Linked DNA regions of Homo sapiens: region 1 is linked to region 2. Evidence: chromatin loops called from intact Hi-C (ENCODE). Cell type or tissue: endothelial cell of umbilical vein. All regions are shown on one strand.

Region 1 (4,000 bases), 480 kb after region 2:
AAATGAAATATTGATAGAAATTGTGCTCATGAAGTTTTTCCAAACAGCACCAGAAAAGGAAGTGCCAGAAATGTCAGAAGAAAGCCTATTTTCATGGGATTTCCTGCCTTCCTTACATCCCGACATGTCTAAATAGTTCAGATAACCTCCAGCTGAACTCTAGGTTGCTCCACTCAGACTGAAATCAAACAGCTGAGTTGAGGGCCACTCATTCAGCAATGGGTGCAATTTAGGAACTGCAGTGATAAAGCAGCGCAACCAAAAGGGACACTGGACACGGAAATTCTGGTCCTGGCTCCGTAGGAACTCATGCCAGCTCTCCTGCTCTGGCACCCGATGCCTGGCCTTGAGCCAACCTTCTCCTTCAGTGCATCTCCCAGTGTTTATTCATGCCTTTCTTTTATTCACTGTTTGTTGCTCACAATTTTTTCCAAAAAGAAAATCTTCCTCAAAGAGAAGCCATCATTTCCCAATAACTGCTTTAAGACAGAAAAAGTCAATGTTTGTCTCACTCCTCTTATGGCCATTACATCTACCAAACTCAGAAATGCCATCTAGGTGTTAAAATCCTGGGGACAATAACACTTTCCCAGTCAGAGATCTAGCTACTTAAAACCAAATTTTTGAGGTTGGTCATGTCTTTGGGTGTGACATGGCTTTTATTTCCTTTGTCATTGACTTTCATCTATAACATCAATGCATTCCTGAGCACGGTCTTGTCACTGGTTTAGGTTTTAATTCCTTTTACTTTTTGCTGCTTTCCTCCTAAAAGCCTTGTTTCTGCTTTTTTTTTCCCTCCCATTGCTAACGTACATACTGTTTAGTTAGTTATGGCAAAACTGTAAAAAATTATTTAGTCATACAGTTTCTCAACTAACACACTCATTCTTTTTTGTTATGTTTTCTTTATCATAATTTATACTCATCTTATCAAAATGTAGATGTAATGTATAGAACCTACTACTACCTGAAATTATCTAAGTGTGTAACATAGACCCTAGTACTTGGACTCACTGATCAGAGTTTGGAATGGCCTCTACTCAGGCAGAAACTCCAAATACTCCAAATAAGCTCACATGATGGTCTGTTTTAATATTTGGGTTTTTCTTCTTTTTTTTTTTTCCAAGAGCAGGAAAAGATGAGGAATCCTCCAGAAAAATACATGGAAGCATATGCATGAAACAAATTCACCCATTATAAAGAAGATAAAAATATTCACAAAGAAAATAAAAAGATTGGCAAAATGTTCTAACAATCCAAATTCAAAGAACACAACAATACTACCAAGTACCAGCCTGCAACTTTCTGCGTAGAATTCCTAATCCCTTTCTTCTTTCCTTTGGAAAGGCATGTTTAAGATTATGAATACTGTATATCAAAGTCAGGAGTGAGGAAGGGCTTTATGAAGACACACCACCATTACACACACACTGTATGTGTCTCTGTCCAAGTGGGGATCATGCAGAAAACAGAGCAAACTATGATTTTCCTCCCCTCATTTCTGGTCCTTTCTTTCCTCAGCTGTTGGGGAAGCTGGCAGGGAAATTGGTTTAAGGAATCAAAGAAACGCCACTACGTACGTATGGGAATAAAACTGCATTCTTATTTGACATCTGGCATCCAATTTTCTTGTAGGAACTTGCAATAGGAATTGAACTTTGAGAACCACCCACCTCAACCACTCCTAGTACCAGTCTCCAGGATTCTTGCCCTGACTTGGACATTTGTGGGATTTATGGTTAAGGGAGATCACTTGGCCATAAATCCCCGGTGAGGAATGATGATGGTCCTCCCTCCCTACCCCCAAAATTAAAGGCGCGAGAGCAGGACTCCCTGAAGGGAAACGGCCACCATTTCTGCGAGGTCTGCGCAAACCTTACCATGTATGTGCCACCGTGAAACGCCGCTGTTTGGGGATGTTGCTGCTGAGAAGCATTCTGCGCAGAAGCCTGGGGGAATTTCTCGGAGAGATCACTGGAGAGAGCTTGGGAGAAACCGATTTCCTCGCTGTCTTGGACTTCTCATGCTGCAACAGGTTTTCTCGCAAGGATTTCACAAGGTCTTCGTTCAGCCACGGGTTTGGACAATGCGGATTATCCACTTCAGGTACTGTTAAAGTGTCCGGGCTTGTCTGCTGAGCCATTTTCCTGGTCAACTTTGTACAGCTGGCAAGAATCCAGGGCAACGTGGTTCCCTCGCTCACGGTCCCGGAAATGTCCAGGGAAGCAGGTCTGAGCCTGCTGCTGTTAGTGCATTCAGTCGCCTGCCTCAGTCTCTCTGTAGAGCCTGGGGCTGGGTGCAGAGGAGGCGAGCGCACTCCTCCGCGGAAGCGTATTAAACGTCACCCCTCCTCTCCCAAGCCCCTGCCAAAGATCACTGACAAGCTCGCATAGCAAATGAACAAGGAGGGAAAGCACCGCGCTCGCACGGCTTTGTCCGTGCTACAAAGCAGCCTGTTAAACTATTGGAACTAATGCGCCGCAGCTGCGCGAGTGACTTCTGCTGCTTATGTACATAAAAAGTCCTGGGGGGAGGGCTTAACCATCAGATGCCTGCTGCTGGGTTGTTTGGCTAGTCTTTCCATTTGCTTATTCCTGAATCCAAAGGAAAGAAAAACTTTGAACTTGACCTTCCTCTCCCGCAGGGCTATTTATCTCCCTACAGTCCACGTTCATAAAAGAAAAATGCCAATCCTTTGTTTTTTTCTCTCTTTTTTTTTTAATAAGGGAAGAATAAACAAGCACTAGCTACACAAGGAGAAATACTTCCCTGCTTACTAAACTCAATCTGATGAACCACATAAGACAAATCCCATGAGAATGAAATTGACTTTTTCTCCCTCTGTCTCTAGTTAGAACCCAAACAAACAAAAGGTTTCAAAATACTACACATGGAACGCTTTACAGGTTGCAGTTGTGTTCTACAACCTTATTAATTAGGGCCCTTTCAAAGAACTAACAACACTATTTAGACTCACAAATGATATGTTTTCTCTTTGCATTTAAACTAATGCCCCTCCAGAAGGACAGATAGTTTTCATAAGAGTAGTTTCAATTACTATTTGTGATATATACAATTTTATGTATTCAACTATAAGAGGGTGGAATACATCTAGCTTTTCGTGATTTCCTTTATTGCCTTTTAATGTAAGATTTTTATGTGTGATGAATAGAGCTTCAACAAACTTATTCAGAGAGCTTAAAAGAAATAATTTTGCAATTGGAAAAAAAGTAAAAATGTTGTAACAAGAAAGTATGAAGTAAAGCCTGTTAAATCTCATTTATGTGGACACTAGAAGTGCAGACATTAAACAGCATTGGAAAGAAACTCAAACCTTTGCATAGGGAAGTTCCCAGTAGCTTAGTGATGCTACAGACCATGTGGGATTGAAATCAAATCACATCTCTAACGATCTAGGAATATTTTATGTTTCTTAAAAACCCAATAACTTAGGGAGCTACAAAATGCATCCAGAAAAAAAAAAATGGAGACTGGAATGATTCTTTTTGTTTCCTATGATTACTATTAGGTCAATTTTAAAAGTTTATTCTGTTTCCCTGCCCCCCTGGTTGCTCCATTTTAAGTTCCAATTCCTTGTCTTTTAAATGTTTACAGAAAAGTGTACTCTGAGGTTCTATTCACAGAAGGACAGGGTCAACCACTTGGTCCATCTTTCCTGTTAGCATGCCCACAACAATTCAATGACACATAAGTGCTATGACTTCATCAAAAAATGTTAGACAAATATTTGAATTTGAAGAATCAGGATATGATTATTCTTATTCTCATAATTTTTACCAATATAAAAGTTTTTGTCACTTTACATCATTAAGTGGCAAGGTATGTGTGTGCATGTGTGTGTGTATTGTCTATATATATACTATATTTCTATACAGTGGGCTGAGGGACTGAACGGCCTTAGAAGTTGTGCAAAACAGGTGTGCAATGCTTGCCCTCAAGGAGCTTGTAACTTAATGGAAAGGATTGGACAATACTTAGA
Region 2 (4,000 bases):
TGTTTGTGTCATCTTATAAAATCTGCCAATCAGTCACCACTGTCTATGAATGAGATGGCTGTTTCTCTGGATGAAAAGGCTGCATCCTGGCCAGTCTTTAAGAACCTTATCTGGAGCCACTACTAAGTGTTGTCCAATCTGCAACCCCTCACTCTCGATTACTTTCAGATCTTTGCATATGTATCTCTGGCAGGATTATCCTTCCTTTCTTTTACCTCTCTTTTTGGTAAAGATGCATTAGCACATTCGTATTTGTATCAACCACATGAAGACTGTATATCCATGTACTGGATGAGAGGACCGAAGGGCACTAAGTGCTTCCCCTACAAGTTCAGTGGATGAACCAGGTCAGAACTCAAGCCTGGCTGGCTCCAGAAGAGAAATCTGAAGATGACAGGATGAACTCCCATTTATTGATTGCTCACCATGTGCCAGGCACTGGGTAAGATGTTCCACATGTTCTCTCATTTAACATTTAAAACAAACTCACAAGCTAGGTACTATTATTTCTTCCACCACACAGTCAAGAAAACTGAGGTCTACAGGAAGTTAAGTACCATGCCCTAGGTCTTACATTAGGACTTAAACTTAGATTACCCAAATGAAGCATAACCTGGGGAAAGCATAACCTTGAGAACTAAACAAATCGTATTTTAAGTAACATCTCAATAGGAAATTTTTTAAAACTTATTTAAGCAATTCTTTGAAAAGAATGGTAGAATGGGTAAACTTATTACTCTGGACATGGTTTTTTTGTGCACATGACATTGAAATCATTAAAAGTTAGTCACTGTTTTTATTCTAGGAATCACGACTTTCAAATATTTCAATTATTTAGATACCAGACTGCAAGTGTACTCAAAAGTAACTCTTGAAAACAGTGCCATTAAGCAATGACTCCTCATTCTGCACACTCACATTCCCTGGCAACTACTAACCTGTTTTGTATTCTCTATGGACTTACCTATTCTAGATATTTCATTAAAATAAAATACAATATGTGATCAAACAAGTAACTTTTGGAAAAAATGCATTTTTACTTTACTATGTTGGTTCTTTCCTTGGAATTAAGACCATTTATTTTTTATTTCAAAAACACTTTCTTTGGATGTATATTTTCATTTAAAGTTTTCTTTTTGGATGGAGAGGGAGGTGGAGCCATATGGCTAAATAGCAGCCTCCCAAAGGAACAACAAATTGAACAACTCTCCACACAAAAAAGCACCTTCATGCACCTTCATAAGAACCAAAAATCAGCTTAGGTACCAGCTTAGCCACAGCAGGGTAAAGCACCAAAGGGGTTCTAGGGGTTCCTGATTCCAGGGCTTGGCTTTAGATGGTATTTCTGGACCTTCCCTGGCTTACAGGTGGGCCCACTGCCCCAAAATAGATTCCTAGGCCTGGCAGCATTCACCACAAGCTGATTGAAGAGCCCCTGGGCCTTGAATGAACATCAGCAGTAGCCAGACAGTACTTGTCGCAGGCCTGGGGCAGTGGTGGCCACAGGGAGAGACTCCTCTGCTTGTGGAAAGGAGAAGGAAGAGTGGGAAGGACTTTGTCTTGTGACTTGGGTGCCAGCTCACCCACCGTAGAATAGAGTACCGGTAGATTCCTAAGATTTCTGACTCCAGGCCCTGGCTCCTGGACGTCATCTCTAGACCTGCCCAGGACTAGGAGGAACTAGTTGTCTTGAAGGGAAGGATACAAGCCTGGCTGGCTTTACCACCTGCTGATTATAGAGCCCTAGTGCCTTGAGCAAACATAGGCAGGAGCCAAGCAGTGGTTACTGCAGGCTTTGGGCAAGACCCAGTGCTATGCTGGCTTCAGGTCTGACCCTATGCAGTCCCAGTGGTGGTGGCCACAGGGGTATTTGTGTTACCCCTCCCCCAGATCCAGGAAACAGAGACACACACAGAGAGAGAGAGAGAGAGACAGACAGACAGACAGACAGACTGAGACTGAATCTGTTTGTTTGGGAGAAAGTAAGAGAAGAGAAAAAAGAGTCTCTGCCTGGTAATCCAGAGAATGACTCTGGATATTATCCAAGACTACTAAGGTGGTACCTCTGCAAGAGCCACAGTGTTACTGGGCTTGGAGTGCTCCCTAATGCAGATATTCCTGCAGTGACCCAAAACTCAGACCACAACACCCAAGTTTCTTCAAGCATCTGGAAAGCCTCACCAAGAAGGACAGGTACAAACAAGCCCAGACTGCAAGGCTACAATAAATACCCAACTCTTCAATGCCCAGACAACAACGAACATCCACAAGCATAAAGCCTATCCAGGAAAACATGACATCACCAAACAAACTAAATAAGGCATCAGTGACCAGTCCTGGAGAGACAGAGATATGTGACCTTTTAGACAGAGGAAACTCAATGGAATTCAAGATAACACACAGAAGGAATTCAGAATCCTATCAGATAAATTCAACAAAGAGATTAAAATAATTTAAAAGAATCAAGCGGAAATTCTGGAGTTAAAACACGCAACTGACATACTGAAAAATGTCTCAGAGTCTCTTAACAGCACAAAACAATCAAGCAGAAGAAAGAACTGTGAGCTTGAAGACAGCCTACTTGAAAATACAAAGAGAAGACAAAAGAAAAAATAATAAAAAAGAAAGAGGCATTCCTAGAAGACTTAGAAAATAGTCTCAAAAGGGCAAATCTAAGAGTTATTGACCTTAAAAAAAAGTTAGAAAGAGAGATGGGGGTAGAAAATTTATTCAAAGGGAAAATAACAGAGACCTTCCTAAACCTAGAGAAATATAACAATATTCAAGTATAATAAGGTTATAGAACACCAAGCAGATATAACCCAAAGAAGACTAGCTCAAGGCATTCAATACTCAAACTCACAAAGGTCAAAGATAAGAAAGAATCTGAAAAGCGGCAAGAAAAAATAAAGAAAAAACATACACTGGAGTTCCAATATATCTGGCAGCAGACTTCTCAGTGGAAACCTTATAGGGCAGGAGACATATTCACAGTGCTAAAGGGAAAAAAACTTTTATCTCAGGCTAGTATATCCTGTAAAAATATTCTCCAAACATGGAGAAATCAAGACTTTCCCAAACAAACAAAAGCTGAGGGATGTCATCAACACCAGACCTATCCTGTAAGAAATGCTAAAGAATTCTCTTCAATCTGAAAGAAAAGCATATTAATGAGCAATAAGAAATCATCTGGAGGAACAAAGCTCACTAGCATTAGTAAATACACAGAAAAACACAGAATATTATAACACTGTTATTATAGTATGTAAACAACTCATATCTTAAATAGAAAGAATAAAAGATAAACTGATCAAAAATAATAACTACAACTATTTTTTGAAATACAGACAATACAATAAGATATAAAGACAACAGAAAGTTTTAAAGCGGGGGACAAAGTTAAAATGTAGAGTTTTTATTGGTTTTCCCTTTGCTTGTTAGTTTGTTTATGCAATCAGTGTTAAGTTGTTATCAGTTTAAAATAATGAGTTACAATATATTATTTACAAGCCTCCTGGTAATCGCAAATCAAAAAATATACAACAGGTTCTCAAAAAATAAAAAGCAAAAAATTAAAACACGCCACCAGAGAAAATCACTTTTACTAAAAGGAAGACAGGAAGGACAAAAACCATATGACCATTTCAACAGATGCTGAATAAGCATTTGATAAAATTCAACATCCCTTCATGATAAAAATCCTCAAAAAATCGGGTATAAAAGGAAATACCTCAACACAATAAAAGTCATATATAACAGACTCACAGCTGGTATCATACTGAATAGGGTATAACTGAAGACTCTTCTTCCAAGAGGTGGGACAAGATAAGGATGCCCACTTTCACCACTAGTATTCAATATATTAATAATACTGGAAGTCCTTGCTAGAACAATCAGACCAAAGAAAGAAATTTGAAAGGAAGAAGGCAAATTATCCCATTTGCAGAAAATATGATCTTAAATTTGGAAAAACCTGAAGATTCCACCAAAACACTATTAG

The links. A loop is a pair of places that touch in the nucleus more often than their neighbours do. Peaks named below come from ENCODE experiments on the same cell type or tissue, not always from the same donor. Only the 100,000 strongest peaks of a DNase experiment are listed, where the experiment ranks them.
Region 1: it touches region 2 in a loop (3-fold over the local background); 1 of 110 quality-filtered maps calls a loop at or near these places.

What each region holds. Positions count from the first base shown.
Region 1 is chr5:59,766,367-59,770,366 of GRCh38, forward strand. All of the region lies in intron 1 of PDE4D (phosphodiesterase 4D), which reads right to left. Among named protein-coding and RNA genes, the nearest start is that of MIR582, 65 kb to the left of the region's middle. RefSeq lists enhancers at 1,376-2,575, 2,261-2,776. In endothelial cell of umbilical vein, no CTCF peak of the experiment used is centred here; DNase peaks (open chromatin) are centred at 215, 1,355, 1,665, 2,395 and 1 weaker place; H3K4me3 peaks cover 2,810 bases; H3K27ac peaks cover 3,433 bases.
Region 2 is chr5:59,285,806-59,289,805 of GRCh38, forward strand. The region is part of intron 1 of PDE4D (phosphodiesterase 4D); the gene reads right to left. Among named protein-coding and RNA genes, the nearest start is that of PDE4D-AS1, 250 kb to the left of the region's middle. In endothelial cell of umbilical vein, no CTCF peak of the experiment used is centred here; a DNase peak (open chromatin) is centred at 2,346; H3K27ac peaks cover 2,863 bases.